4 separate regions of the Mus musculus genome follow, and regions 1, 2 and 4 are each linked to region 3. A link is a loop called in an ENCODE intact Hi-C map of the cell type or tissue named here. Cell type or tissue: left cerebral cortex. All regions are shown on one strand.

Region 1 (8,000 bases), 120 kb before region 3:
TCTGCAGATTTATTCTGGACCTGTTGAAGGGAACAAATTCATTTTCACACAAAAGCAACACACTTCGCACCACTGTAAAGAAATTAAGACTACTATGTTCCTGTCAACCACTTTTATTTTTTTTAAAGCATTGAAAGATAAACATTCTTTTTAAAAAACATTGCCTTTGAAATTTGCTCTTTAAATGGAATCTGCAGGCATTGTTCAATTCAGAGCTGACTCTCCAATAGCTTCACAAAGAACATCCCAGGGGCTTGTAGAGCCTGCCTGCTCTTGGTAACCCTGTGTCCACTCTGAGTAAGGCACATGAGTCCTACAGAGTTAGGCTCAGGCCCATAACTGATAGACATCTTAACAAAAGACGGCTATGGGAACTGTTCCAGGGTGTAATTAGGAGGAGCACACACACACCCAGGGCCTCAGGAACTGAGGCAATCATGATATACAACTAACTGGCTCAGAGCAGAAGCAAGTCATATTCTAGCACACTTTGCCTACCACACAAACCCTTCTGTGGTTATAAAATGTGGCCAGGAATTGTGCATTTCAAGGTCATCTTGGATTAAGTCTAAGGCTGCTCAGCTTTAAAAAATCAGAAAAGAACTGTTCTCTCAAGGACCTCATCCTCCCCTGGCCACTGGAGGCTCAGGGTGACTATCAGTCCAGCTTCTAGCTGATCTAGTTGAGACCTAACTCTGGAGTCCAAACTCCTTGGGAGTAAAGCTTAGAGCTGCAGTCTTCTGATAGAGGTAGGATGCCAGCCATATGGCAGTGTACATTTTCTAGTAGTGTACTTTAAAAAAAAGGTAAAATTAACTTTACTAATACGTTTTACTTATGGCAGTGTGTTTGAAATACTGTTTCTTTTCTAAGTGGTCACTGGAAGTTTAATATCAGGGTACCTTGTGTTCTCTTACAATGTGTTTTAACAGCGGCAAGCATTAAGTTATTTGGGGTGGATGTTGAAACTAGAGTCCTTGCGTATGCTAAGAACGTGCTCTGCCTCCAGCCCCAGCAGAGCGTGCTCTGGGTGTGATGTATCTTAGAGTGTAACAGTGGCACTTCCTGTGCTCTGTACCTACAGCTGGTGGCTGAGCTGGTGGCAACTGTTCTGAGGCTGTTATAAGTATGCCGTAGAATGACATACACTTGAGGTGCCTTCTGGCTTCAGGCTGTTTTAACAGGGCTTTAGTCTCTCTTCCATTTTACTGTTTTGCTTTTTAAAGTATTTTGTGTCATTTGCTGGGTTCCATGTTAGCATGCCTCTCTCACTCTGACCAGTTTCAGGTATCTGGCCGGGCCTGTGCGTGAGTGAATAACATGGCCTGCTGGAGACACACTCCTATGAGGTAGTATCTTACTAGTTAGTCATGCAGAGGTGGACACCGCTCACAGTGAAAGCCAGACATAGCTGTGCTGTCTTTTCAGAGGCAGTGGGTACTGTAGACAGTGGCCTTTTTGAGATGTCTCTTGAGGCTGTGACTTGGATTTGGCTCTAACAGCTTGTGGCATGGAGATAGGGATGGCTCACAGATAGGAGGGGTGTCTTACTCCAGAGCAGGACTCAGAGTGGGCAGAAGGAACCTCATGGTGCAGGGCAGGAAATGTCAGAGGACTCCAGGCTCAGAGTCCAGAGTCCTGCCACCATCAACCTCATGTCCTTTCAACTGCTGCTAAGTAGCTGGGGATAGACAGAGAGGGAACATGGCCCCAAATACATCCTTTCTCACTGTCTCTTTTTGAGGAATGCCTATGTTTTGTAAAATCTGAAATTCAAATGAAGCCCCCTTTCTTTAAGCTCAAGAGCTTCGTAACACCCTCAGCTCTCAAAACCTTCACTTGGCTCTGCATTTGAAATGAATTAACTCTTACAGGTCTTGTCTTCTGTTAACACTTACCTTGGGCTGACGTTTGTTCCACGGCATTGGTGCTTTCTTGACCAATACTGCCACAAAGAACCCTCCAGTATTCTGATGATGGGGCAGGATTCGAAGGCTACAACAGTACAAATGCAAAGTCACGCAAATGATCCAAAACTGAGTCTGCTGAGGTCTGTTCTGCCCTTACTGCACTCAGTGCTACTCCCAGAAGAACGGCATATCCTCACTGCAAAGTTGTCAGAGGGGAAGGTAAGGAGGGATGACACAGGGTGACACAGGGATGGGGAGATGCACGTGATCATCAAGGCACACTACAGGCATTTATGGAGCTATCAAAATGAAGCAAGAGTGCTGTACAGTTACCACACATAAATGAAGAAAGGACGGACGGCACATGGCAGTTTCCAAAGTACTAACTCTGAAATTGGACACAATACCAATATTTGTAAACACTGGTACTCACAACAAAGGACAGCAACCCTATCGACTCCACAGCTCACAAACTTACCATCGCTCTAGATGCATTGCCTGTAGCTTCTCCAGGTCCGTTGGTGGGAACATGGTAGGTCGGATTTGTGTATGCCTGCCCTGGGGAACCTCATGCCAGTCTGCAAACCACTGCCCGTCTCTAGTCATGACCTGTCCAAAGGGAGGAGCAGCAGCACCTCAGTGAGGAGCACACCGGTGCTCAGGGCAAGGCGGCGGATACACATCCACCCCAAGTCCAGGAGCAATGCCATCACTCCCACGGACTCGGTTTTCATTTTGTTTTTAAAACAAATCTCAGACGATTTTGTGTGGGGAAGTCAAGGGGAAACTATTTCTATTTATAAACCAAAGTTGAACTGCAAACCACACACATTAAAAAAAATAAATAAAAGGTATCAAGGTCATATTTATGTGTGTGAGAGCAAAGCCAGGTTCCATATGGGGAACAAAAGCAGAAAAGCAACCACATGCAATTATAGCATTTGTCTTTAAATAGAATCTGCAAGTGGAATCTATACTGAACAACCATGTGACACACTGATTCACAATGCCGAAACACAAATGTTTCCCAATGTTTGTGGCTCTTTCAAGGTGTTCCTAGTCCTTAGAAATAAAGTCCCCATCACAAGATTACCTTCCACTGTGAGACTCCAGGCATCCACTTCAGTCCTGGCAACTCAGCAGACACATCAGCAAGCTCAAGAGCTCCTAGGAACATACAAAACAAAAAAAACAAGAACCCCAAAGGCTTATATATTGTCCACATTCAAAGAAACCCCAAAAGTGCATACATCAAAGTACACACGTTGCGGCTCCACTCTTTCAAGACAGGGTTTCTCTGTGTAGCCCTGGCTGTACTCAAACTCAGAAATCCACCTGACTCTGCCTCCTAAGTGCTGGGGTTAAAGACGTGCGCCACCACTGCCCTGCACACGGCTCCACTCCTAAGAATGTCCAGAGAAGGTAAGTTCATAGACAAAAAGCAGCTTAAAGTGGACAGAGAGTGAAAGCCAGTAGGTACAAAGAACCTGCTTGAGGTACAAAAATGGCCTCAAACTGGACTGTGACAGACTCAGCTAAGTGAGTTTACGAAAAGTCATTTAATTACATTCTCAACACGCAAGTTAAAACTCAATAAAGCTGCTAAAATACACAGATAATATGTTTACACTGAAGCTGTAAGCATTAACTACGGTTACTGCTGGTTCCAGAGTTACTGCCCCACAGCTGGGATTCAGAGCCAGGTACGCTCTACACACACATTGATTAGGTGAACTGTGTCTTCATACCTTTTGGTCTAACAAACACCCCAGAAATTATGTTCAATTATAAAAGATTTCCAGGGCAGCTGTGAACATGTTCTAGTCCGGTGGTCTACAACAGTGACATGGTAGGAAGCTGTACAGTGGAGTCACCAGTTAGCATTGACCAGCTACCAAAACAGACTTGAGGAAACCATCCAAGCCCCTTGGAGAGGTGAAGGGAAAGCAAGTAGCTGTAAGCAAGTCAAAAGGCCCCAAAGGCACCCTTGCTAGGGAGCCGTCCATAGACGCTCTGCTCTGCTCTTAACAATCTCCCTCCTGGCCGGGCGCGGTGGTGCACGCCTTTAATCACGGCACTTGGGAGGCAGAGGCAGTCGGATTTCTGAGTTAGAAGCCAGCCTGGTCTACAGAGTGAGTTCCAGGACAGCCAAGGCTACACAGAGAAACCCTGTCTCGAAAAAACCACAAATAAATAGATAAATAAATAAATAAAAGATTCTCCCTCCTTCAAAGCAAGCACGAAGTGTAGACACCAGTTCTTTCCAGCACTGGGCCACTGGCTGCATCAAGGAGCAAAACTCTTCCCAAGTCAGGAAGGAGCTCACCCCTTCTTCAGCTTCCATGGCTGTGAGCCATCTTTCCTCCAGTTCTCAATTGCAGCGTGTCAGCTCTGAGCATCTGGTAGTCCCTGATTTCCCCGCACCTAAGTACTCTATGCACTTTTTGTTGCTCCATTTTCTGTTTAAAGCTTGTGACTAAGACTAAATGCCAGGCCTGATACAGAAGGATAGCTCCTGTCACCATTAAGCCTGTGTTTCAGGTGAGTTTACCGGCATTAACACTATTCTAGTCAAGGGAACTGCTCACCAAGAAACCTGAGCCATGTTTTATATCAATAAAAAGCACCACGAGAGAGAGAGAGAGAGAGAGAGAGGGAGAGAGAGAGAGAGAGAGAGAGAGAGACTCCCTCAACTCCTACAACTCCAACTACCTTCAGAGGGCTCTGCTAAGGGTCGACCCCAGCTACTGTTCAGGGCAGTCAAGGACTGTCACTGAACTTCTTCCTCAAGCTAGGCTTTTGAAAAAGGGACTCCTGTGAGCCTCAAGCTGGGCTTAACTCAGCCCCTCTGCCTCCCTCTCCCTGATATTGACAGCACAAGTCCTCTAGTTGGCTTCAGTGATAGGAACTGGCTGCCAATGCTAAGTACACTGCCTGCTTTTCAGAGCTGTGGGACTACGCCATCCTTCCAGCTATCAGAATCCTCCCATCCCTGAATGTCAGCTAACACAGGCATAAATCTGGTCAAGTTCAATTCTTATCACTTGGCAGAGAGTGCCTGTGGCTATGACATCATGATAATTTCCTTCTCCTCGTGCAAAATAATTGTTCCAAAATCTCATCTTTATTAAAGCTAAAGTGTAAGAATCGAATATAGCATATCAAATGTCAACCCAAAGGACCCAGCTGAGGGCTGACTGCACAGCCCAGGCCAGCCAGGGCTGAGGCACACCTAATGCACCCATGGCAGGTGGTGGGTGCTGAGCCACAGGAAATGTGAGTGAACTTTCCATATTATATTTAACTTCCATCATGCTTGTGAGGATGGCACTCTGGTGGACTGTGTTATCAAAACATGGAAAACACCTACTGACAACTTTTTAAAACCTCCAATACAGGTTAAGTTAATGGTGGAAAGCTAACTCTTCAGCAAAAGGCTGAAAGTGAAGCACTTTAAAAGCATTGTGAAAATGCTATACTGTTAGAAAATGCTGCCTGTCTGATGTCTCAGTGTAACTCAGTGTCTAAGACTTTACAGCAGTGGGACGGGTACTAACAAGTACAGGTCAGCCAAGAACATGTTGAAACTGGGACCTTGTGAAACTGGAACCGACTGACATCACTGCAAAGATCAGCCTGGTAAATCCTTAACACAGGAAGACTCCCCTTCCAGATGCACATCCCAAAGCGTGGAAAGCAGGCCAAGAAACCTTAACACCACGTTCACATTCACAGCCCCAGGTTCACAGGAGGTCACAAGTGCCCACCCACTGAGGAACTGTACAGACAGCTGGGTAACGCTCAGCTTACACATGGAATAAAACCCTGACAGAAACTTGCACTGCTGCAAACAAGGCAGTAACCTAGAGTGACCTAGAGTCACAATTCCAGAGACAAAAGCTGAATGGTGGCAGCAGGAGACACAGAGCTTCAAGGTCAGTCTCGCAGGATGAGGAACTGAGGACCATAGTGAAAGCTTCACAGCATCAATTAGCCAAGCATCCTGCGCTGAACACTCACAGGCAAGATGCTGGGGGGGGGGGGGGGGGGGATTATTCTACCCCATTAAACTCTTACACAATCAATGTATAAGGGTCTGGCATAGTTACAAATAGTCATTTTGTTATTAGAGAAAAATGAGCACAGCTTTGTCCCTAAGCTTTCAGGTTCCAAGTAATTCACAGACTAAGTCAATCACATCTCAGAAGCCCTTTTTTTTTTAAAGTACATCTCACTTTAAAGAGTTACAGGCATTGGGTTAAACATGCATGCAAATGGTGAACCCCCGCCCTCCCTCCCGCAGCTGCCTGCTCACTGTGCACTCTTAAGAACTGGCTGCACACATGCTCACCTTCACTCTTCTCTAGCAGAGCTGCGATCACTGCTTCATCCTCCACGGGGTTCAAGGAACACGTGGAATACACCATCCTGCCACCTTCCGCCAGCTGCTCAGCACCTCGAGTTGCAATCCGAAGCTGCAGGCTAAAGGTAGATCTCAGGTTAACACATCAGCCCCAGACCAGAGGCCACAGAACACCTACTTACTCCGTTACAAACATGATTTTCATGGCACTTTTATAATAAAAACAAAGCAAACACCTCTCAGGGTTGCAAGTGAATTTAATGTAACCTTATATAAGCTGTATGTTTGTTCCAACATCTATTTTTTATTCTGTTCTGTTCTGTTTCCCAACAGTTTAACAAAAAAACTATAATGTATTTGGAGAATTTCTCTACTAAAAAAATCTCCAAATTTATTGAATTATGTAGTTTTCCTGTGAAAAATATAAAACCTTTCCTCCATTTTATAAAACTAGTAGTATTTAATAAACAAAGTACTTGCTAAATTATTTGTAGTCAGTTTATACTAGTATACTAGCCCACTCACTGAAGAGCTTGTGCTTTTCATGTTAAAAGAAAAAATGAACACTAAAGCTCTATAGAAAGAGCCAAAGAGAACGCTGTGAAGGGAGGGAGGGTCTGGAAAGATGACTTAGCAGTTACGAGCATGTACTGAGGACCTGGGTTGGCTCCCACCACCCACATGGTGGCTCGTAAACATCCAAAACTGCAGTTTTCTGACCTCCATAGGCACCAGGCACACACAAGTGTGCACATATACACGCTCAAGCAAAACATAAACAACAGGAAGAATAAGTACACCACACACCAATACTGCCTCACACAAACCATGACAGACGCTACCATGAGAAGTCCACGGTGAAATGGGCATAGAAGGCAGATAAATGTGCATCATGACAGCATAAAAAGTAGCTGTTACTATGCCTTACTTATTTTCTTATTTATTTGCTTTGTCAAGACAGAGATTCTCTGTGTAACAGCCCTGGCTGTCCTTGAACTCACTCTGTAGACCAGGCTGGCCTTGAACTCAAGAGATCTGCCTGCCTCTGCCTAAGTGCTAGGACCAAAAGAATGTGTCACCAGGCCAGTTCGAAGTTACTACACTTACTTAAATAAGACTTTTAAGGCAATTGTTTTCAACCGTCCTAATGCTGCAACCCTTTAATATAGTTCCTCATGTTTTAGTGAACCCCAACTATAATTTTTTTTTTCGAAACAGGGTTTCTCTGTATAGCCCCGGCTGTCCTGGAACTCACTTTGTAGACAAGGCTGGCCTCGAACTCAGAAATCTGCCTGCCTCTGCTTCCCGAGTGCTGGGATTAAAGGCATGCGCCACCACACCCGGCTCATAAAATTATTTTGTTGTTACTTAGTAAGTGTAATACTTTTACAGTTATGAATCATGCTGCAAACATCATGGAAACATGAATCCTAAAAGCACCATAACCCACAGGCTGAGAACCACTGCTCTAACATAACTTGTAGTGGGCAAACTTTCATGAGGCAACTATTAACTGTGTCATCCGAGGCACACCGGTAGATGGTCTACCAGGGAGCCATGCATCTTGAAGTCTGCCTGTCTCAGTCTAAGCAATTCACTTACCCATGGAGCTGCAAGCTGTTTAAGGTTGTCCATTTCTTCCAGACATCAATGTTTTTTCTCATTGTGCCATCGCCACTGAAAAGAAGATATTTAACAAGTGAGCCCTACTTAGGTCATACCCAAGC
Region 2 (8,000 bases), 1.1 Mb before region 3:
TGCACCACAGTCCAGGATGGATGGGAACTGAGAGAGCTGTGCCTTGTCCGTCAGGCATTAGCGCTAGCCAGGCAGAAGCGCCTCCTTCACCCCGTGAAAAGACGCTGCGGTTCATCTGGTGCTGCCTTTGTACTGTGACCCTCCCTCAGAGTGTGCAGTCAGCCCTGTGCTCTGTCACCATAGTCTGTTGGTAAGGCCACAGGCTTTCTCTGTTAACCTGGTAAATTTGCCTGTGTTATATTTGCCTGTGGTGACTACTACTTAAGTTCCATTTCTGCATTCCTGTCTGTCTTAGTTAGGGTCTCATCGTTTAGTTAGTGAAGAAACACTGTGACCAAAGCGACTTGGGCAGGAAAGGATTTATTTGCTCATGATTTCCATCACAGATCATCATCAAAGGAAGTCAGGACAAGAACCTGGAGGTAGGAACTGATGTGGAGGCTCTGCAGGAGTGCCGCTTACTGGCTTGCTCAGCCTGCTTTCTCAGAGAACCCAGGACCACCAATCCGTGGATGGCACCGCCCACAATGAACTAGGCCCTCCCACAGCAATCATTAATTAAGAAAATGCCTTATGGGCTTGCCTATAGCCTGATCTTATGGATGCATTTTCTCAATTGCAATTCCTTCTTCTTAGTGACTTTAGCCTATATCAATTGACATTGTAAGAAGGCAGCAGGTGTTTGTGCTTTCGCATGGGTACGAGGTGGTGAGCAGCACTCTGAGTGGCAGGGTGCATCGATTTGTGCTATGAGCCCTGTGGCCTCAGCTGTCTCACTGAGTGGTAGCCCACACTGCACTACAGGTCTTCAGGCTTAAACTATACCATGTATGGTGGGAAATGGAAAAAAATTAACAAAATAAGACATGAATTACAGTTTCCAGGAAATATTAGCCAACATTTATTGAACTCTGCTTTGCTGTGTTTTGTTACTTCAGGTCGATTAGGCCAGTTGGGTTTGAAGGAGGGGTTTCCAACTGCTGTGAAGAATATCAGCTCGGTTATTGGTATGTTCATACAACATGCTCAGGATGAAGGTAAGACTGTGGCTTTCATTACCCTTGAACTGTTCTCCCTTCATGTCCTGAGGACATGAGCCAGTCCTTCCAACTTAAATTCATGTGCTTTTGACCTTTTGTGGTGTGTTGTATCTTCAAGGGTCAGTTGCTCTGACGAGCAGTTCTTCCTCAAAAAAGGGAACTCTGCTCCAGGACTGGTGCCTTGTCATTCAGGAAGCATCCTGAGAATGGCTTACCACCTCTCACCCATGCATGTATGAGCACAAAATACCTGCTGCCTTCTTGGGTAGATAGTGTGCTAGCTAGTTCTGTGTCAACTTGACACAGACTGCAGTCATCTGAGAGGAGGAATCCACAACTGAAAAACTGCCCATGAGGCTGCCTCCTGGGCTGTATCCTCAGAGAAAACCTGCACAGCAGCCAAAGGGGAGTGTCCTGTAGCAGAGTGGGCCCTTGTGTTAACCATTATGGATTTCATGGCATATAATTTAATGTCTTATTTTTGTGGGTAAAGCTTAACTCAGAGTAACCCTTCGAATGATGAGTCTGGTGTCTCTTTTGAATATTGAGCAGTGAATGAATAATGTAAACAGCTTTGTACTAGATATACAAATTGACAGCTTAGACACCCGGTGGCACTGGGCTACTCCTAGCCACAGGTCTTTGTCTTCAGTTCTGGGTGGCAGGTCTGATGTGCGTGCCAGGCACATGAGTAGCAGCTGTAAGCAGTTTCTCTAGACACTGTCCTGCTGCTAAGGCAGTGTTCATTGCTTCCATAGGAAAGTGCTCTTGATGACAATTTGGATACTACTTGATATAAAAGGTAGTCAGGGTCATAGCTTGTAAGGTGTCTCACTAACATGTGCGGCCTGGACTGTGTTGCTGTCATGGGTGTAACCTAAAAGCCGTGTATATTAGTACATGCCTCCTAGCTCCCTGGAGGTGGAAAGGCACTGTCCTCATTTCATACACTAAATGCCAGAGGGAACAGTAAGGAGCCTGCAGTGCCTGTCACCCCTGTTGCTGCGGCCTGAGTGCTGCAGTCTGGAAACCTGCTTAAGGCTGTCAATGCCTCGTTCATGTCTCGTTGAGTCCTGACTCTGAAAAGAGCCATATGTATGCTTTTCTTGATTCTTCGGTATCAGGGAAGAAATTCTTCTAAATTCTCAATTAGAACTAACATGTAGACACATGGATTTCTCTGGCCTTTGCTTCCTATTTGAGGAGGGGAACCTTCCAGAGCTGCCCTTGGCAGAAAATGAAAATCTAAAATTTTTAAACACTGACAAAATACCAGAGCTATAAAATTCCTATCATGAATCTGCTAAATAGCATGAACGTATTAGTTTGTTATATTGGATTACCTTTGCTATGCATGTAAGGCATATATGGGTCATAAATGAATGTCATGGTTAGAGATTAATCCAATCTGTGATATGTGGATATGCATTTGCATGAGGGACACAGCCTGAAATTCTAATTTGCCTTGTTTATCCCTGCCTTGCTCATAGAAGATGGAGATACATGGCTAATAATGAACTTTAGCTCCTGAAACATTTAGAATTCAGTGAATTACATTAACTAAGTTATAAATTAATAAATTAGATTTTAAAAAGTAAACTTTTGCCAACATAATGATAATGGCACTCTGGTTAAACTACATCTGTCATAATGGCCTGGAGCCATGCTGGTCTGGAGTCACACTGGCCTAGAGCCACACTGGTCTAGAGTCAAACTGGCCTAGAGCCACACTGGTCTAGAGCCACAGTGGCCTAGAATCACACTGCCCAGGAGCCATGCTGGTCTGGAGTTATACTGGGTTTAGAGTCATGCTGCCCTGGGGCCACACTGGCTTAGAAACGCTAAGCCACACTGGTCTAGAGAAATGCTAAGCTAGAATCACACTGGCCTCTAGCCATCCTGGCCTAGAGCCACACTTGCCTAGATCTACACTGGCCTGGAGTCACACTGGCCTGGAGTTACACTGGTCTGGAGCCAAACTGACCTGGAATTAAACTGATCTGGAGTCACGCTGATCTACAGCCACACTGGTCTCGAGTCACGCTGATCTACAGCCACACTGGTCTCGAGTCTCACTGGCCTAGTGCCACACTGGCCTAGAGTCAAACTGATCTGGAGCCAAACTAACCTGCAGTTATACTGATTTGGAGCTATATTAGCCTGAAGTCACACTGGCCTAGAGTCACTGGCCTAGATCCATGCCGGCCTAGAGTCACACTAACCCAAAGCCACACTGATCTTGAGTCACACTGGCGTGGAGCCACACTGGCCTAGGCTCAAATTGGCCTGGAGTCACACTGGCTGAAGTTATTCTTGTCTGGAGTCACACTGGCTCAGAATCATAGTCTCATCTGGTGTCAGTTGACACAAGGGTAGGCTTTTGTATAAATGGACTACTTAGTAAAAATAGACTAAAGTTATTATGATTTTCATGTCTGTGCTGGAGGCTGAGCGTTTTGTGTTAGTTGGTGTTGTTAGAGGTTCCTCGTGTTTTTCCAGCTTCATGGGGTTAGAGGAGTAACCCCATGTAACTGGTAACAGCCAGTGCCCAGAGGGACAGGGAGCTCTTAGTTTTCATTTGTAGACAGGTCTTGAATGAACATTTTTGTTGTGAGACATTTTTCTTTGTAATGTGACTTTCTCATTAGTGGCCGCAAATAGTCCATGTCTGAGTAGTTTTCTTTAGGTCATACGCGGAGATGCTACCAGATGCTTTCTTTGTCGATGTATTATAACTGATTTGAAAATCCTTTTCAGATATCCCATGGGGTGTACAGCTTGCAGCTGTGTATGCCCTTTGTGACTTGAGTCCTAGCAATCCAGCAGAGATATCCAAGATTCTAGAAGCTTGGCGAACACAAACTTCCAACGCTATTCCATCCGCCATTGTCCACTGTTTGGAAGAGGTTGGCTCTCTGAGTGCTGATGGCTCGGCTGGCTGTACAAGCAAAGGAGACTCTGCACCCTGAGAGCTGGCTGTCAGCTCCCTGAGACAGGAGGCTTACCGGAAGGTCACGATCACTGCAGAGAGAAGGGCTTTAGCCAGCTCTACTGTAAAGCTCTTGCCTTCTTTCAGCAGAGAACGGCATGATGCAGATGACAGGAGCGCGCCTCGTGGTCTGATGAGGACAGAGGCAGGCAGCTGCATTTCCCCCTATACCACATGCATTTCAGTTATGACTGTATGGTCACAGACATATAGATTGTATTATTGTATCTTGGTCAAACAACAAAAACTTGAACTTAGCCCTTTTTATTTCTTTGGCTGCAAAAGTGTCCTTTTTAGTGGCTTTTAAAGGTTGAGTGGCATTTTTTATAATGATCTTAAACATACAAAAACATGGTTTGGTACCTGAGTCATTTTTAGAGTTTATGCTCAAGTAAATGGCTAGGCAAAAGCAAATTGTCTTTTAAAACAAGAACTAAGCAAGTCTCTCACTGTTGTAGCTGGAAATGGCTCCAGAGGTTTAACCACAGCATAGTGCGCAGCTACCGTAGTACCATAGTAGGACAAACTTGGTGGAAGTGTATGTGAGTGTGTTTCTTCCCATTTGTAAATGTCCTGAACCATAAATTACTATCAGGATTAACTGACAGAGCAAGACTCCCATTTGGCTGTGTAGAGATGGCCAGTCTGAGGGAGCATCAGAGCCCTGTGGGCTGTGTGCATAGGGACAGCTCTGTGGGGTGTGTGCATACAGACAGTGCTATCTATGATGTGTCTCACATTGGATGATATTCCACTTTCGGAATTTTTTTATTTGTATATAGAAATGGGTTTAATAACTCACTGTGATTCTGATTTGTCTTATATTCATCATTTCTTAAAACTCTTGTATGTGTTTTTATAATAAAAAATAAAAGCAAGCCATACACACTGTTGTGATTGTTTTATGTGGTGCTTGATGTCCCATCTGTAGTGCGGATGAAGATGTGTCCCAGACTGTGGAGTGTCAAATGGTTCTGTGTAGACTTCGCTATTCAGTTATAATTGCTGTCTATAAAGTCACACCTGACAATGGTTCTGGTGACTTGCATCTGTGTCTTAAGTAGCTTTCACAAACATGAGTGAGTGGGTTGCCCCTTTGGAAGTTCTTCTTTAGTGCCTCCTTCTGCCTATGCTCTGAGCTAGTGCTCAACGAGCCTGTTAAGAGAGAGCCATATTCTCAATGGGTAAGTCTCTTAAGTCATCACCCACTGGACCTGGCAGTGATGGGTCTGTAATCACAGAGAAGGGGCACAGACGTCAGCATGAGATCTAGGTCCTCTGAGGAGGTAAAGTTGGAAGGACCCAGAAGAGCATCTAACAAGAAGAGGGAGTAGTCGCATTCCTCCTGGAAAGTGAAGGTAGTCCTGCTGAGGGTGAGAAGGTGTGGGGCCCAAATGCAAGTGACTGTCCATGGGATCCTCTTCCACAGCAGCCTGCAGGGCACTTAAGGCTGGGCTGCAGGTCTCACTGTTTAGCCCTAGCCTCCAGAGGTGTGGGGCTGCTGAAGGGTAAAGGATGCTCTGGGCACGCCCAGAAAGGCAGATTGACATAGGTCCTCAACAGGTACAGGAGGAAGAGGGGGTGCAAGATATTCAACTGTTGGTGGCCTTGAGCTCCCCCCCCCCCCCCCCAATAAGCAAAATTAGAGATCAGGGCAGAGATTTGGGGATCAGTAGCTGATGGAAGCAAGCGCTGACTTGCTCATTCGTATTCATATCCTCCGATTTTTCCTTCCTCACTCTTTCCCTCCTCTTCCTTCCCCTCCCATCTGTCTCCTCATCTAGAGAGAGCTTCGCCTCGGCCCTCCTGAATGGAAGGTGGGACAGAGTGGAAGAAAGCACAAGGTCCCCATTGCTAGGTAAAGCATTGAAGCATCTGTTGGTGAGTGGTGGCCTGTCGAGGTGGCAAATAAGTGGGAAGGGAGAGGCCTCGCTTCCTGTGTCTTGAGTGTCCAGGAGTTGGGCATCTAGATGTTTCCACAGACAGTGGCTTCTCCAGTCCAGTAGTACCAGTTCCAGCACAGACTCCATCCATCCATCCATCCATCCATCCATCCATCCATCCATCCATCCACATGGACAGAAGTCACCCATGGTGCTGTATGACTCTCTGCAGGCCAAGTAGCTTTAGGCTGATGAATCCTGGTACCCAGCAGAGTATAGATGGAGGCTTTTATCATCCTGACTGAAAAGTGAAACTGTGTGGAGACAAATGGACTGGACGTACCTGCTGGCCCTCCGAAGACCTCCAGGGTCATGGTGCAATATATCCTTGGAGCTGTCACATCAGTGAAGGTGGTCATTTGTGGTTTTTTCCTCATTATAAAAGATGGGGCTGTGCAGCTCATCAAATGCCACTGTGGAAGGAGGATGGATTTGAATTGTGGCCACCAGAGGGTGCTGCAGACCATCTTGTAAGCAGAGCCAGGTGACTAGGTGGCTGCTCATCAGGAAAGCACTTTCCTACTCCTAAGCTACTAGTTTGGCTTCTTGGGCCCATTATGTCTAAGGTACATGGGGGTCAGGTGGGTGACAAGGTAACAGGTTCAAATAATTTTTAACAGTTCAGTCAAATTCTCTCTGGTGATGGTTAAAAATAATCACAAAATAAAACACTTGAGGGCAAAACCCCAGATGTCCAGGCGTATTACTGGCTGTGGGCAGGTGTGGCACTCTGGCCTGATGGAGCCGTTCAGAGGAAAAGAGCTTCTCACATGTTCTGACATGCTCCTATAGGAAGCAGTTAAAGTGTGACTAGCACTTACGGGTACCTTGCAGCAGAGATGAGACAAAGGCTTTAATGAGGCAGTTCTAGAAGCTGAATTTCTAGAGTAAGGAAGGAACTAACTTTAAGCCATTTCTGCGCCCTGTCCGACACTTCCTCGTGAATGACTATGAACCCTGGACACCCCTTTCCTGCCTTTCTAAACAAAGTATTAACAGATGCTATTTTTATACCAAGGCATTACCTTCTTAATGTTCTTTGACCACCCCTCCTTTGTCATCAGTGTGTTTACCACTGGTAAGTAATTTCTGCGTGCAGCTGAAGACAAAGTCAAAGGCCAGAGAATTCCATATGGGTGGCATGGGTGCAGCATTTATGAAGGACTCTGCTTCATGGAGGAGGTTAGATCTTCAGCAGGCTCGGCGAGATACACCCCTGGGTTCCTCCTGCTACCAGCCTCTCTACTGTGCCAGCCCCAGCCCTTCCCCAGTTCCTGCTGGGACTCACAGGCCAGCCTACCACTTCTGTAGAGGATGAAGCCCGTGAAGATCTCTGGGTAGGTTCAAGACACACATCCCTGCAGATGAAACTGAACCAGCTGGGTGCTGAAGAACGTATCAGTGTCAACAAAGCACGGTTACCATTACCAGCAATTGATGTTAAATTGAATTAGGAAAGACTGGCCATTTTCTTTCTCAAATGGGAGCAAGAAAATGATACCGCCATTCACTGCCATTCTAGAAGTCCTAGACCAGGGGGATCAGACTGGTGAAAGAAGAAAATAGCAGTAAGATTGGAAAAGAGGAAGGTCACTGTCACTGCACATAATGTGACTGTAAACAGAGATCTACAAAAAAAAAAGAAGTGTTAGGACTAAAGAATGCACAAATCTCAAAACAAAGAAAATAGCATTCAAAGTTCAGTAATACTGCCTTTGCCGACCATGGGATATCTGAAGCAAATCAGGACAACACCACCAAAGGCAATAAGGTCAACAAAAGAAATGAAAAATCTAAACACCCCAAAAAGAAGTTTTTGATGCATACAGATAGAAAGGCTACCCTGTGTTCACAGGGTCCAAAAATCACTACTGTAAAAATCTCTGAAATCCGTTGCAATCTAGAACAAACAGGACATTCTATACAATTGTACAACCTCTAGTCTGAACTCTCTGTTCAGAGCCACAGAAACCTCCAAATAGGAAAGCAGTCTTGAGCATAAAGAACAATGCAGAAGGCATTGTGCTG
Region 3 (8,000 bases):
AACTGACATGGGCAAAGGCTCTGGAAGCCAAGTAGATTAAAAGTCTTCAGGGATCTCCAGACCTTGAAGCAAGAGCCAGTGACGATAGAATAGACTGCTGAAAACAGTTTATCCTGTCACCTGTTGGTTCCTGGGACTCTGAGGCCCTTTTCACTCTGGCTTTATATACTTAGATGACTCAAGAGCTGCATTCAGGGCTCATGGCTTAGGTACTTAGGGGACCTTGTTGATAAGAGGCAACATGCTGTGGTGCTGGCCTTCCCATGGGAGGCCACCTGGTGAGGTTTGTTGTGACTGACACAGTTTCTCTTCTGTCCAGTGACATAGACCTGGTTGTCTTTGGAAAGTGGGAACGCCCTCCATTACAGTTGTTGGAACAAGCCCTCCGGAAGCACAACGTGGCTGAGCCGTGCTCCATCAAAGTTCTTGACAAAGCTACAGTGAGTATTGGGGGACAGATACCTTCACCTGAAGTCCCCACATGGGGTCAGTGTCCTCTGGTTTTCTTACAGTGGTTACTGGTTATATTTTGATTGTCCTCTTGTGGTATAACCATACCAGTGACCATCTTCATGATTTACCAGCTGAGAACCTGTTTGGTGATAAGTGGATTTGTTCTCATTGTGAGATCTTAGATTTTCACTCTTGGCCTTAAAAGACTTGTGTCTGTCTGTGTCTGTAGAGTAAAGCAAGGCAGAGGATCACTACGGAGGAACTAGCACTCCACCTGCTGTTGTCCTGGTTTGCAGCTTAGAGATCTGTGTGGCAGTGGTGTGTGTGTGTGTGTGTGTGTGTGTGTGTGTGTGTGTGTGTGTGTGTAAGACCGCACACTAACTTACGCTGAAGGAGGAAAACCTGGAGTTCCCTTTGTTGCTCAGCCCTGTGTCTTCTTAGGAAAGGCACTGTCTCAGGGGAAACTGAAAGATAAGATTGCTTCTAAGAAGTTCCTGGGACGATTCATTGAAATGGTTTATGTTAGACAGCTTATGATCTCAGTCTGTGGCCCTGGTATGCACCAGACACCAGCTCTGCTGCCATGGACTGGTGTTTCAGTTTTGAGTTGGTGTGTTACCTCGTCTGTAGGGTTTTTGGGGAAAGTGTGAGTTTCAATCCAGTGGCTGCAAGCTTTGTTGGTACTTTTGCCTGGGGTGGGTGAGTGTTTAGATGGAAGCATGCCCACTGTGGATTGGATCTTCACAAAGTGTCTAGACTGTCCCTTCCCAGTGGTTGTCCCTCCAGGCCTGGCTACCATACTGCCTTTTATTTTATTCACCGGAACTCTGCTTAGTCATGAACCTTGGGTAAGATGCAGAAGGCCATGTTGTACTCAGTCAGTCCTCCAACTCACCGGCAGGCACATGAGGAAACACCCACAATGAATAGCAAGGGAAAGGCTTTGAGCTCCTTTAAACACAGTGGGCAGAGGTGACACCTTGCTATGACCAGGGTCCTGCTGTGGTCCAGGGTCCTGTTGTGATCCAGGGAAGGTCCTGCTGTGATCCAGGGAAGGTCCTGCTGTGGTCTGGGGTCCTGCTGTGGCCCCATCTGTGCCATGGTTGTTCTTTTTGTCTTTAATTCTTCATCCAGGGAGAAATCCAGCTGTCTTAGGCACTCTGACCACTCAGTCTTGCACAGTTAGTGAAGTGAGGCCCTTTGACAATGTGGAGGCAATGGGGACTTGCTGTTGGTGGTGGTATTCAGATGTAGGAGAGCTTATGGGTGGCCTGAGGTTCCTGAGTTGTTGAACTTTTCAAGATCCAGACAGAGCATTTGAGGATTGTTGGGTATAACTGCTTAGTCCTCCCAGACTCCCTGCTCCAGCATGTTGAAAAATATATACCTCAATTACTTGAAGGCATCCCATCCTGGCTGGTGTGTGTGTGTGTGTGTGTGTGTGTGTGTGTGTGTGTGTGTGTGTGTGTGTGTGTGTGTGTGTGTGTGCGCTCTTCTCTTCTCTTCTCTTCTCTTCTCTTCTCTTCTCTTCTCTTCTCTTCTCTTCTCTTCTCTTCTCTTCTCTTCTCTTCTCTTCTCTTCTCTTCTCTTCTCTTCTCTTCTCTTCTCTTCTCTTCTCTTCTCTTCTCTTCTCTTCTCTTCTCTTCTCTTCTCTTCTCTTCTCTTCTCTTCTCTTCTCTTCTCTTCTCTTCTCTTCTCTTCTTCTCTTCCTCTCCCTCCTGCTCGTCCTGTGATGATAACCATGGATCTGGATCTTGAAGTGCAAGGGCTTTGTGCTGCTGTGTATTTCTCAGTGTCTGGTCTAACAGAGCAGCTGTGGTGCTCTCACCCTTGGGTGTGTAGTGTGACTTTGTAGGGTGCATGTGCAGGTCAGGCCTCTCACCTGAGTCCTCTCTCAGGCTCCCATTCCCCTCTTGCTGTCCCACTTCAGAGTTGGCCTGTAGGAGATGGTAGAGTGGGAGTCCTGCTAGGAGAAGACAGGTCATGGACGTTGTGTGGAGCTTCATGACCACTGATTTTAACTCCTGACAGAGCCCTTCTCTTTAAAACTGACATCCTTGACCACCAATTCCCTTTTGTGAAGAGAGAACGGTGAGTGACTGTCTGGAGATGTAGATGTCACAGCAGTTTGTCAACTACATCCTCATAGGTGCCCATCATAAAGCTCACAGATCAGGAGACTGAAGTTAAAGTCGACATCAGCTTTAACATGGAGACTGGCGTGCGGGCGGCAGAGTTCATCAAGAATTACATGAAGGTACTGTTGTCTCAGGTGCCCAGTAGGACAGAGGTGTGAGACCTTGTTACTCATTTTTCTCATGAATGTTAAAAACCTTAGGATGGGTCATGGGTAGCAATACAGACAGTGCAATTTCCAGGTTCTGTCATGGGGTCTGTGGGGGCACTCAGGAAGTGTGTAGTTGCTTTCTGATTGGCTTTGAGTGACTGCTTCTTTTAGAGCACTCTGGGGAAATGTTCTGTGTTAGTGCACAGCCTCGCTCCTGCTCCCGGCTTTGTGCTACTCTCCCAACCTACTTTCTCACTTGCCAGACTCCGTCTAGGTTGGCTTAGTTTAGAGGCCTCAGTGCTTGTGAATGTGAGAGTGGCTGGTGCCTGAGCTGCTGCTTTCTGGAGCTTTGAGTGTTGGCACTCAGGCCACACAGCCAAGCCTGTGGTCTCTTTCCTCTGTCAGTTCCCCTTGTCTGTCATTGATCTGCAGGAGCATTTGCCCACTTCCCTCGCTCTCTGTCCCTGCTTTCCCTAGTTCTGTTCAGGGCTGAGCCACCTGCTTACTGAGTGCTGGGATTCTTGTGTCCCACTGATGGGGTCATGGCTTGGGCCTGGGGGTGTGGGGGCAGTACCCTCAGCTAGTGTGAATCCTTAAGCCTAAAATTGGAGTCAAGAGTTTTTGGGGGGAGGGAGCAGGAGAATGGGTGAGGAGTTCTTTTTCTCCCAGGAAGCTTGTCTAGAGTCCCTTCAAAAGTACATCAGCTACGGGGCTGGAGAGAGAGCTCAGAGGTTTTAAGAGTTTTTTCAATTCAATTCCCAGCAACCGCCCAGTAGCTTATAGCTATCTATAATGAGATCTAGTGCCCTCTTCTGGCCTGCAGGTGTACATGCAGGCATAATTAAAACAATAACAAAAAAAATATCAGCTGACCTGTATGCCTCTTCTTGGGTTTCAGAAGTACTCGCTACTGCCATACTTGATTTTAGTGCTGAAACAGTTCCTGCTGCAGAGGGACCTGAATGAGGTCTTCACAGGCGGGATCAGCTCCTACAGCCTCATCCTAATGGCCATCAGCTTTCTGCAGGTGAGCGGCCTCCGCACTGTGCTCTCCTCACCCTCACTGGGCTGAGGAGGCGCCCTTTTCTGCTTCTCCTCACAATGCTTTCTTGGTCAGCCCCCGTCCTGTAGGTTGATTCTGTGGGTGTAGGTTTCAGACCCTGGGTGATGCCTGCCTGTGCTTCAGGAAGCTCCAACTTTTACTATACTGAGAACTGTGGATTGTCAGTTTGGAGCAGGAGAGCAAGAATTGGTTTATTCCTATATAAATCATAAAAAGCCTTTTCCACTGGCGCTTATCTGTAAATTACTCCCAAATACCCTGAGAGTAAAGGGTAGTTACCAACATGGGGATGAGATGGAGACATTTCCTTTTGTGTTTTTGAGATAAAGTCACTCTAGTCCTGGATGACCTAGAACTCATGTGCAGCCCAGCCTGGCTTTGGACCCATGGCAGTCCTCTTGACTCAGTTTCCCTGGCACTGAGACTGCACATGTGAGCCACTCTGCCTGGCAAGCCCTCTGTGATTATTGGTCTTAAATTCGGTGTCATCTCTGCTTTGCGAGTAGAGCACTAGGAGCTGCCCTGTCAGCAGCTGGCCTCCCAAGCAAGGCGCTCCTCTCCTTGCTGGTTGGTTGGTTGGTGATGTTGAGCCAGAACCTCTTACATACTGACCTGGAATTCACTTTGTAGCCCAGGCTGGCCTTGAACTAGTAGCAAGTCTTCTGTCTTAGGCTCCTGAGCACTGAGATTATAGATGTGAGCTCTTACACCTGCTAACTCATATACAAAATAGCACCTGTGTTAAAGTTTTATTGCATTTCTATTGGCTTGAGAAAACATTTGCCTGTGTGTGTTAGTCACCTGAGTGTATGTCCCCATGTATATCACTGAGAGTGTATGTATGTCCCCATGTATATCACTGAGAGTGTATGTATGTCCCCATGTATATCACTGAGAGTGTATGTATGTCCCCATGTATATCACTGAGAGTGTATGTATGTCCCCATGTATATCACTGAGAGTGTATGTCCCCATGTATATCACTGAGAGTGTATGTATGTCCCCATGTATATCACTGAGAGTGTATACATGTCCCCACGTATATCACTGAGAGTGTACGTATGTCCCCATGGCTGCCCAAGTCTCTTTCCCCACGTATATCACTGGTTCTCCTTTGTGAGTGCTTGCTGAGGGTTTGTTATTCCCAATGACACTGCTAGCCTGCAAGTCAGACTGTAGCTCGGACTGTGGTGAGCTTTGATGCAGACGTGTTGCCCCTGAAGCATTAGTCCCCAGGTGTGACAGCGGAGAGGCTTACAGTGCTGAGCCATCACAGTGGGTGACATTACTGTTAGCGACATGGCCTCTGTTTATATCTTGAGTACCCCTGATTTGAGGTAATGTGTTTGGATATCTTGTCAGGACAGGTGACGTTACCTTGAGTGGGGTTTCCCAAGGCTTCCTGGTGTGCTGTTACTAGGATCCTTCTGGCTGTCAGACCTCACAGAGCTATATAGATGGGATAGCCCTCCTTCTGTGCCTGTGTTGGAGACCACCCACCTGAGGCTGGACCTGGTGTAGCATTCTGCTTATCTCACTGCTGCTGCCTGAGGGAAGAAGGCCAGGCCCTGTACTGGGCTGCCTTGAGTATTTGATTTGGCTCAAAAGCAAGGACATAAAGGCTTGGCAAGAGGACTGCCCTGTTATGTAGAGGAGGGAAGAACTCTGACATTATGAGGGATTATTCCTGGAAGGCCACATTCATGCTTCAGCCCTGTGCTACCAGGACTTGGACACTAGGGAGGCTTGACCGTCACCATCTAGAATTGTGCAAAGGACAAGTTCTCTGTGTGACCATGGAAGCGATGAGCCACACGCTACTCTTGGATGCTGAGAGTAACTGGCATGCCCACACTCATTCTGTAGTGGGCAGCTCAGGTCTATAAAGTTGCTGGCACCTGGGAGTTAGTTATCAGGGACCGTGGGCAAGCGTCACAGAGAGGCTGTGGCTTGCTAGAACAAAGTGTGCAGGTGAAATAGCCTGACAGTGATGTGTGAAAGCTGGAAGTGAGTTCCCAGGCAGAGTTAGCTCTGTCCACTCACATCCTGGTCCAATGATTGTGATACTGTTCAGTCTCATCCTGCTCCCTCCTGGTAGCATGTCAGGATGATGACATTGATGTGAACCATGCAGCCACCATCCAGATGACAATGTGGAAAACTTACCATTGCAGCATGAGGGTAACTAGATGTGTGTGCTTGGATGTCGTGGTCTGAATGGATGTTGAGATGTGTTCTTTCTTTCAAGCCTCCCACCAACAGAGGCTGTCCATTGTCTTGTGTTTTCTCAGGTGCTATCGAGTGGGGACCCCTCAGTGGGTTCCTGGAGAGCTGCTAGGTGAGTGTTGTTGGAGTGTAGCTTGAATTCATATGCTGGTGGCTCTCTTGCTTTTACAGTTACATCCAAGAATCGATGCCCGGAGAGCTGATGAAAACCTGGGAATGCTTCTTGTAGAATTTTTTGAACTTTATGGAAGAAATTTTAATTACTTAAAAACTGGTATTAGAATAAAAGAAGGAGGTGCCTATATCGCCAAAGAAGAGATCATGAAAGCCATGACCAGTGGGTACCGACCATCGATGCTGTGCATTGAGGACCCCTTACTGCCTGGTGAGCTTGCCCCTCTGGCTGGAAGCACAGTGCTGGCTTATCTCTACCAGCAGAACTCAGTGGGAACACTTTCAGGTTTCTAACGAGTTTACTGCACTTTAAAATGTTTACATTCTGGAAATATCATAACTAGGAAAGGCTAATCAGGGAATCCTCACAGGAAACATTCACTTCAGGAAGGAAGCATGGGCCAGGAAGTGAAGAATGGGGACTCCTGCAGGTGATTCTCCTGGCTTTCCTATGTCACTGCAAATGTTGCTCTTGCAGTATGTGGTGGCTGAGCTAGGACTCCAAGCCCCACTCCATTGGCACGTGTAAGGGTGCTTATCTCACCCACCGTGGTAACACTTGGTCTTTAAGTCCTTGCCAATCTGATAACTGCTGCACATTCTTATTTAGTTATAGTCCTTCCTGGTGCTTGCTCTTCAACTCTGCATATGCCTGTTGAGCCTGTCTTGGGTGATAGGCTAAGTGCATGATGGGATCAGGGCAGGCTGTGACAACAGGACGACGGGAGGCTGCAAACGCCTTGGCTTTGTTCTTCTTTCGTGGAACTGTGCGCTGCGCTGCAGCCATGGTCTCCTGAGCTGGCCACGTTGGTGTTCTGTGCTAGGGGAGCCTTGTCCACATGACTCTCAGATCCCAGCTTGTGCTTTCATTTGTATTCAGTCGCTTATTATTCTGCTCCTATTCCTTATTTATTTACTATCCTCATTTTTTTAAATAATGTTTTTATTAAATATTTTCTTTATTTACATTTCAAATGTTATCCCCTTTCCTGGTTTCCCCTCCGAAAACCCCCTATCCTCATCCCCACTTCCCCCTGCTCACCAACCCACCCACTCCCACTTCCCTGTCCTGTTATTCCCCTATACTGGGCCTTCGAGCCTTCACAAGACCAAGAGGCCTCTCCTCTCATTGATGTCCTACAAGGCCATCCTCTGCTACATATGTGGCTGGAGCCATGGGTCCCTCCATGTGTACTAGCTGGTTGGTGGTTTAGTCCCTGGGAGCTCTGGGGGGTTCTGGTTGGTTGATATTATTATTCCTTCTATGGGGCTGCAAACCTCTTCAGCTCCTTCAGTCCATTCTCTAGCTTCTCCATTGGGGACTCTGTGCAGTGGTTGGCTGTGAGCATTCACTTCTGTATTTGTCAGGTTCTGGCAGAGCCTCTCAGGAGACAGCTATATCAGGCTCCAGTCAGCAAACACTTGTTGGCATCCACAATAGTGTCTGGGTTTGTTGTCTGTATTTGGGATAGATCCCCAGGTGGGACAGTCTCTGGATGGCCTTTCTTTCAGTTTCTGCTCTATACTTTGTCTCCGTATCTCCTCCCATGGATATTTTCTTCCCCCTACTGTCCTCAAATTTAATGATTATTTTTAAACTGTTCGTTCTAGGGTGAGACTAATTTCTTTAAAAATCTTTTGAAAGGAAAATAGACAATTCTAGTGAGCTGTCTTCAAGTGGCTAACGGATCCCATAAATGGGGAGGTGGGGTTTTCGTGGAAACGTCCTGACAGTGTGTCATCTACTTGAGTGTCCCATGTCTTCAGGTTCTATTTCAGTGTGCCTGCATTACTCCT
Region 4 (8,000 bases), 100 kb before region 3:
GCCTACTCAACCCAGCATCAAACTAAGCAGGTCGGACAGTAATTAATCTCTGTGTTGGCACTGACTGTTACACCTGAGACAGGACAATGAATTCCTGTAACAAGTCACAGAGGTTCTGTGTATCTCTGTAGCCATGGTAACAAATGGGAAAATGAAATCAGGCTGACTGGAAAACAGACTCAAAGTGACAAACTTGAAACTTGGAAGTGACACAGAAAAATAGTTCTTAGACCCTGCTCAACCGTTGTGCACTAAGATACTTCTGTTAATTTCCATCTAAATTATGAAAAAGAAATTTTCTGTGGATGTTACACACAGCACTCTTTGATGTATCAGACAATTAAAAACAACTGAAATATTAACCCTGCTTCACCAGAGGCAATTCCATCGACGCCACCAGTCTGGAGTCCTAGTGAGATATTGGAGAAATCTTCTGCACACTGATTTTAGTGTCTGACATCCAGGACTCATTTAAACGGACCTGCTGTGCTTAACATGGTAAGGAAGGATATTGAAAACCCAAATAGCCAGTGAAAAATGGCAAGCGATATTCCATGATTAAAAAAAAACACAAAAGATTACCTAAAAACAAAAGACAACATCAATATACCAATAGCCAAAATGCAGACATGGTAGCATAGGCCTTCAATCTCAAAAGAAGAGGGGATTGTCTCTCTGAGTTTGAAGTTCAGCCTGTTCGACATAGAAACTTCCAGACCAGCCATGATTAAATAAGACCCTGCCTCAAAATGAAAAATCATTAAAAAAAAAATTAAAACCCATAGTTATCAGAAAAGACTCACTAAATTCACCTTTATATAGAAACTGCTTAAAATATTTTTCTTTTGTGAAAATTTTACCTAAAAATCTTAAATATGAAACCATAATTAAAAGTTTCCTTAAGTTCACTCAGGGTGTGGAGCATCTGAGCTGTTACTGAGCATTTCAGGTATTAAATATGAAATCCTACACCTTCAGAGCCAGGGATCACAGGTAATAAAAGGGCTGTCATGGGAGCAGGAGTGCCTGGCTGCTGGATACAGGGGAAGCCTGACTGAATGTGAGCCTACAGGCAGGCTGCGCTGGGAAACACTGGCACACAAGCCATAGCAACCTGTGATGAGACTGGCAAGCAGAGCTTGTCTTCCCTTCTACTCGGAAACTAGGATGTGGAAAACTGGTCATTGTAAAAAGAAGTTCAAGAAGCAACTCAGGAACATCAAGGAGGAAGCTGGACCCAAGACCAATTAACCAAACTCATTAACTCAATTAACTGCGAGTCACTGATGAACATGTGTACCCCAACCTCATGTTAATAAAAGCACTACAGGAAAGAACATTAAGATGCTTGAAAAGAGGCAGATGATGGGGGCTGGGGAGACGTCTCAGTGGTTAAGAGCACTGGCTGCTCTTCCAGACCAGAGGTCCTGCGTTGAATTCTCAGCAACCACATGGTAATGGGATCCAGTGCCCTCTTCTGATGTGCCTGAAGACAGCCTCCCTGCACTCGTATACATACATACATAAATCTAATAAGGCAGATGATGCTGGTACATGGATTTAATCCACCCAGCAGAGGCAGGTGGATCTGAGTTTGAGACTAACCTTGTCTACAGGTTTCAGAACACCCAGAAATCCTGTCTCGGAAAACAGACAAACAGATGCTTGAAAAATACATCCAGGGACTAGGTACACGGCTCAGCAGTTAAGAGTACTGTCTGCTCTCTCCCTCCCAGAGGTCCTTCCCAGCAACCACATGGTGGCTCACAACCATCTGTAATGAGTCCTGTAATGCCTTCTGGTGTGTCTGAATACAGTGTACTTATATATAATAAACACGTAAATCTTTATAAGAAGAAAAAAAAAGGAAAGTACAACCAAGCTCTTTAAGCCGACAGTGACTTTAGAGCTGAGAAGTGCATTAAAGGGGGTTGGGGACCTAAGAAACACCCAGCACGAGGAAGCATTCTGTACCCACCAGCTTAGTGGTTGTGGAACTTCAACTTTCTGTCCATCTACTTCCAGGTCCTCCAACTCCTTAAAGTACTTGTTCTTCAAGCAATGGAGAATCTCTTTGGCATGGCTATGGAAAAAAAAAAAAAAGCAAGTTTCACAGTCATCTAAGAAGGTGAGTTGGTAAGATTTAATAGCTTTAAGATTGCCAAGTGTTTTAAACGTAAAACCAGTTCTGAGAAGACGTTCCATAAGCGCTCCGGGGTGTGCAGACTTTTTAACACCTAGGCCCTGTTAACATCTAAGAAAGCAACACCATCAATTTTCTAACTCCCTCCAGTTCACTGTTCTGTTGGACACACCTTACAAATAAGGTAAAAGCAATACTGCATTTTGTCACAGCTTCAGTTTTTAATTGCCACGAGTCTTGCGGACAACGTACTTTGACGTGCAAGAGAGGCAAAGATTCCTGCTGCTCTGATGGTCCCCCATAGGACCCAAGTCTTTCCCGGGTCGCGTTTTCTATTCATATTCTAATGTCCCACCGAGGACGTTCCTGTGCACTACAGCCCCCAAGTCCACACCTCAGAAAAGACACAGCAAACGTACCTTTTGTACCCAGTGATTCTCAGTGTGGCTGGGAGAGGTTCTCGGAGTGACTCCATGAATTGGTCCCATTCTCCCTCTGGCACGATCTTGAGTTCCTGATAGTAGTGCTCGAAGAGCTTGTTCTCCTTTACGATCTCGGGATAGCCACCTTCCCAGCCCTGCCAGGAAAGCGACAGGTGAGCAAGCTCCGACCGACACCCGCGAACCCGGCCCACGAGCAAGCTCCGCACGCGCGAGCCCACCAGACACCCCTCTCGTCCCCGCGCCTACCGCCTGGCCTCGCTTTCTGCCGCCGTCGCTGGCGTCTTCCTCGCCCTCAGGCTGCGGCGGCTGCTGGAACCGCCGGCCCCGCGCCCGCCGCCCCATGGCCCACGCGGCTGCACACGCGGAGCGCACACAGCGACCCACCAAACCGCACGCACGCTGCACTTCCGGCTGCATCCCGAGGACCCCGCGGCTGGGTCCTAGCAGAGGCAGTCAAAAAATATGCCTGAAAGACACAACATGCTCCCGCCGAGAACTCACGCAAAAAAAAGGGTGGTATTCCTATAGAGAACGTGTTTCCTCAAATCAACCTTAAACGCCACTGAGCGTGAATCTCCCCGTCTTACACAGAGACTCAGGCACCTGCATGGACGACCTGATCGTAGCGCGTGCGCAGAGAGTCATGGAGTGTTGTCCGATCTGTCGCTGTCCGGGTTAGACTGTGGAGGGGCGTGGTTGCAAGTTAGGCGGGGCGGAGCGAGAGTCTGTTTCGAGCGAAGAGGCGGGGTCTTTGCTGTGTAGGCGGGACTTTGTGGGTGATGCGAGGCTCTGGTGCTCCGCTGTGGCGCTGAGGGGGCGGAGCTCCGGCAGAACTTTTCGCGAGCCAAAGGAGCTCTCAGCCAATGTGTGTAGCGCTCCAAGATCGGGCGGGGCTCTGAGGAGCGGGGCTCGAGACTAAGGCGCCCTCCCCCCGAAGAGGCGTGGCTCCCTGTGTGGGCGGGGTTTTACCCAATCGTTCTCTCGTTTGGATTACGGGCGGGAGGGTATCTTCTGGTGGTGCTAGCCTGTGCTCCTGTCTCCGCCCGAGCAGGTGGCTCGCCCCTCCCCTGGGCAGGTACACCCTGCTGGAGCGCTGGCCCTTGTGGGCTGCTCTGCGCCCTCCTCCTGAGCTTATATGTGGCTCCACTTGGACATCCGAGCATGGAGCACGCTGCTCGACCTCAGCTATGGAGTTGGATGAGTTGCGCCTACTGGATGCGCTAGTCTACCTGGAGGGTTTCCTGGCTTTCGTGGCCTTCGTGGGGCTCCAGATGGTGGGCTCTTCCTACGGCCGCTACTCCTCGCAGTGGTCCGGCCGCCGAGTGCCCGCGCGACCTGCCTGGTTCCTACAGGAGCTGCCTTCAATGGCCTGGCCGCTGTACGAGTGCATCCGTCCTGCAGCCGCCCGACTGGGCAACCTGCCTAACCGCGTCCTGCTAGCTATGTTTCTGATCCACTACGTGCAAAGGTAATGGTCTTCCCTCCTGCGCTTGCTCCCGAGGACCCGCGGCTCAGAGACTTAATTCCGAAATACAAAGGATTGTCTAGAAAGGGAGGTAGAAAGGACCGCACAGAAGCGGTGGAAGTTCGTGTCTGGTCAGGGATAGTGGCACAGTGGTCCGGATTTCTTCCCTGCCCATCTGCAGACTCCGCCCTAAGGAGTATCTGCGATGCCATCCAAGCTGCATTTCTACTGTTTCCCCCTTGGGGAATCTATCCCTGGTAGCCTGTCCCATAGCCAGGTGACCTAGCTTCAGCTTGCTAACAACCTACTCTGGAACCACTGTGGACCCCGAATGTGGACTGGAGCAATTTCAGAGATGTTTTGCTTTCTCTGTGTGAGATGGTATGAATCTTTCCCAGGAGGTGTTATGTGAAAAATGTTTTAGTGACCGCCTCAAGTCTTTGGGTTTTCTAATAAACTGGACTGGACTGTCTCTAGGTCTTATCTTTAACTGACCCAACATTTATTAATAACGTTTAAATGTTTTCATCTAGATTCTGAAAAGTGCACAATTAAAAAAAAAAAAGGATGTCTCTATATCTAAGGAAGTTGAGTTCTGTGACATTTGGGACATGGGAAAGTCTCTTATCCTCTCTGATCCTAAAGTATTCATTTCCCAGAGAGGCTGGGAGAATGCATTGTTGTGTTAATAGCCTCTGCTTTCTTAAATCCAGTGAGGAGAAAGAATGAGTTTCTAGATCTATTGCCCAAAGTCCACTGTGGCCACTATGGTACATGAGTTGATTGATCTTTTGCTGTTTTGTTTTGTTTTGTTTGTTTTTTCAAGACCGAGTTTCTCTGTGTAACAGCTTGGCTGTCCTGGAACTTACTTTATAGACCAGACTGGTCTTGAACTTTCAGAGTTCCACCTGCCTTTGCCTCATGAGTGCTGGGATTAAAGATGTGCACCGCCACCATGCAGGGCTGGGGAGTTGATTTTTGACTGATTTCTTGTCAGTATTAATGCAGGCCCTTTATATGAGGGCACAATCAACATACAAGGAAGACTGAGTTCTGTGTAACCCAAATTGTTGATAGAGTATTCCAGAAGCTGAGGAGATGGCTCAGCAGGTGCATAGCCGTTCAAGCCCAAGGACTTGAGTTTGCATCCCACACAAGATTCTGCAATACCAGTGACCCTGTAGGGAAATGAATGCAGAGATGAGAGAACCCCTAGGGCCCAGGAGCTAGGTAAGATGGTGGTATACACAGCAGCGAACAACAGGTAGAAGGTAAATACCGACAGCCGAAGGTGTCTTCTGACCCACATATATGCATCTCTTCTGTGGCATACGCGCATCTCTCTCCGTCCCTCCCTTCCTCCATCCCTCCCTCCCTCCCTCTGCCCCTCTTTTCCTTCCTCTCTCTCACACACAGACACACACAAGTACAAAAAAGATATGGCCTATGAAATAAAGCTGTTATCAAATTGCTTGGTTTATTCTTAAGAAAGGCTGGGACCTTACTGCTGTCTGAATATCCACTGAACTCCTGTTCACAGAAGTATCTCCTTAAGAACACCAGAATTTGTGTCTGTGTGTGTCTGCAATGGATAAAAGCAGGTCCTGCAAGGCAAAGTGCTAGAGGTATGTAAGTCTAAATTACAAATTCTGGAGATTCCCTTTGGACTGAGAACGTAGCACAGTGGCAGACCAATCCCTTAAGATGTGCAGTGAAGGCTCTGAGAAGGGAGGCACTCTGTCCCTAGCACTGAGAGAAGGGAGGGGACTCACAGACTATTGGAATGAGAACGTATGTGCCGTATTCGATTGTACAGCCAAAAAGATTATCAAAAGCAGCCTATGGATTACATACAGTATTTTGAAGCTAATAACTTGGCCTAAAGAGTTACGAGGAGTGGGGATAGGGTCGACAGTCTTAAGGTTAAACAGACATCCTTGCAGAAGTTATTTTTGGTGTGAGGTTGTGGTGACCATCGCTCAAGGTTCTGATGCTGGCAGAGTCTGGGGAGAGATAAGTCTTGTCAGGAACACATACGTGCAAGCCTCTCTGACTGCTCATTGGCTTTATCTGTCATTAGTACTTGACGAAAGTGATTCTTATTTGAACAGCTGTCACCTTTTCCGTCTTTGATGGAGTACTTCCTCTGAAGTCTGCCTGATCTGGTCCTATGAACGAGGGATGGTAACTGGAGATCAGTGTTCACAAGCGCCCTTATCTCAGGCACATAAATGGGAAACTTAGAAGGAGAAGGAGCAGTTTTCATGAGCCCACTGCGAGGCTCTTTTCACTGTTTCATAGGCACTAAACATCACTGTCTTATTCAAATCCATGCGTTTGCAGACGCTTATCATACAGTAGTTACAGAGTTCAGAATGAGGCACAGAGGCAAATTCAGATCTGTACCGGGATCCGTGCCTTAGAGATAAGCAATCAGATAAGTCAGAGGACCAGTGGGGTTGAGCTGAGACCAGTTGTAACCATTAAACTTGACCTCTCAATTCACGGACTGGGGTCTCAGTTTCCCCAGAGCTTCATACAAGCGTAACATGTGACATTAGTGCCAGCACTAACGTCTAGCAGTGAGAATACATGTATCCCAAACATGTGCAGCACGGGTGTTTTCCTAGCGTGCTTCACAAACCTGCTACCTGCTCAGCCCCCTGGTAGCCTGATTCATCATTAGTTCTACTTTATTTCTTTCTTCCCAGTCTGGAGCAACCCAGCTATTCAACTGGGGGAGTGGGGACAGGGAATCATTCTATCTCACAGAATTCTTTCTCATACCAAAATAACCCATTGTTCTGTTTAAGTTTTCTTACCCAAAACTCAGCCTTATAACTATCATCCTCTTCAGGGCTACCTCTTCTATTTGACGGTCCCTTTCCACCTTGCTTATATTTCCCTCTTTATCTTCGTAGCTTGTGAATAATCTTATTTGTTAAACCCTCCGAGATAGACAAAAAGCAGTCCACTTCGCACTAAAAGAACACATCTTGTGTTCTTCTCATTTTCCTACCCAGCCCCAAACCCTTCAGTTTGATTTTTTTTCTTGTGCTCTGTATATGTGACACTTAGTGACACAGAGTGGGTGAAGACAAAAGTGGCCAAGGTTGAATTCTTTCAGAGACCAGTGTTTGCTGCAGATGCATGTTCGATCACTGTGAAGTGTTTTAGGGAGGCCCTGCATATTGCTACACAATAAATAGTTCTTTGCATGGAATTTAATAAGCCCGGAGGACCTAAATTTACATTTAGCTATTGGTATTTCAGAAATTTCACTTAACTTGGAAATTACTAAATTCTGGGTGCCCTCCATGCATAAAGAATTGAATTTGATCCCCAGGAGAGGAGAAAGAGGATGAAAGTAAGTGTGAAAATGGAGAGAAATAAGTCCATCTCACTCAGACTCTATTGGAGTATTATATAATTTAGTATAACTTTACATTTTCTAACCTATATGGGTGTGATGATATACTTATTCCTTTAATCTCAGCACTCTGAACTTGAACCCAGAGACCCTGAAAAAAACATTTTTTCAACTTACAAGGAAAATTCACTTTATTTATCTATGTATACATTTACTTATTTAATTTTGGTTTTCTGAGACGGGATTTCTCTGGGTAGCCCTGCAGTCCTGGAACTTACTCTGTAGTCCAGGCCTTGAACTCAAGAGATCCACCTGCCTCTATGTCCTCCTGAGTGCTGGGATTAAAGGCCTGTGCCACCATGCCTGGCTGCACAGTTCATTAATCTTCATTAATCTATCTTAGTTAGGGTTTCCATTGCTGTGAAGACATACCTGGAACAGGGCAACTCTGATAAAGGAAACCATTTAGTTGAGGCTGGCTTACATTTTCAGGGTTCTAGTTCATTGTGGTCATGGCAGGATGCAGGCAGACATGATGCTGGAGAAGGAGGTGAGAGTCGACCCAAAGGCAGTAGAAAG

What was found. A loop is a pair of places that touch in the nucleus more often than their neighbours do. Peaks named below come from ENCODE experiments on the same cell type or tissue, not always from the same donor. Only the 100,000 strongest peaks of a DNase experiment are listed, where the experiment ranks them.
Region 1: a loop joins it to region 3, with 4 times the contacts of the local background. A loop is called at or near these places in 10 of 42 quality-filtered maps.
Region 2: it touches region 3 in a loop (4-fold over the local background); 2 of 42 quality-filtered maps call a loop at or near these places.
Region 4: it touches region 3 in a loop (5-fold over the local background); 9 of 42 quality-filtered maps call a loop at or near these places.

The regions. Positions count from the first base shown.
Region 1 is chr13:69,621,555-69,629,554 of GRCm38, reverse strand. Nsun2 (NOL1/NOP2/Sun domain family member 2) reads right to left here. Exons shown (of 19, transcript NM_145354.5): 8 at 7,876-7,950; 9 at 6,262-6,392; 10 at 3,004-3,077; 11 at 2,389-2,519; 12 at 1,899-1,995; 13 at 1-20. Among named protein-coding and RNA genes, the nearest start is that of Nsun2, 14 kb to the right of the region's middle. In left cerebral cortex, no CTCF peak of the experiment used is centred here; DNase peaks (open chromatin) are centred at 4,290 and 4,836.
Region 2 is chr13:70,585,610-70,593,609 of GRCm38, reverse strand. It overlaps Ice1 (interactor of little elongation complex ELL subunit 1), which reads left to right. Exons shown (of 19, transcript NM_144837.3): 18 at 939-1,037; 19 at 3,798-4,921. The coding sequence ends at 4,009. Among named protein-coding and RNA genes, the nearest start is that of Gm36267, 15 kb to the right of the region's middle. In left cerebral cortex, a CTCF peak has its summit at 6,411 (motif pointing right); DNase peaks (open chromatin) are centred at 2,997, 3,228 and 6,415.
Region 3 is chr13:69,505,330-69,513,329 of GRCm38, reverse strand. Tent4a (terminal nucleotidyltransferase 4A) reads left to right here. Exons shown (of 13, transcript NM_198600.2): 4 at 320-440; 5 at 2,603-2,710; 6 at 3,639-3,767; 7 at 6,201-6,414. Among named protein-coding and RNA genes, the nearest start is that of Tent4a, 25 kb to the left of the region's middle. In left cerebral cortex, a CTCF peak has its summit at 3,551 (motif pointing left); DNase peaks (open chromatin) are centred at 3,064 and 3,515.
Region 4 is chr13:69,607,021-69,615,020 of GRCm38, reverse strand. Srd5a1 (steroid 5 alpha-reductase 1) reads left to right here and starts at 3,558. Exons shown (of 5, transcript NM_175283.3): 1 at 3,558-4,054. The coding sequence starts at 3,774. It overlaps Nsun2 (NOL1/NOP2/Sun domain family member 2), which reads right to left and starts at 3,005. Exons shown (of 19, transcript NM_145354.5): 1 at 2,833-3,005; 2 at 2,563-2,720; 3 at 1,979-2,083. The coding sequence starts at 2,928. In left cerebral cortex, a CTCF peak has its summit at 4,288; DNase peaks (open chromatin) are centred at 3,384 and 3,974; H3K4me3 peaks cover 2,318 bases; H3K27ac peaks cover 1,136 bases.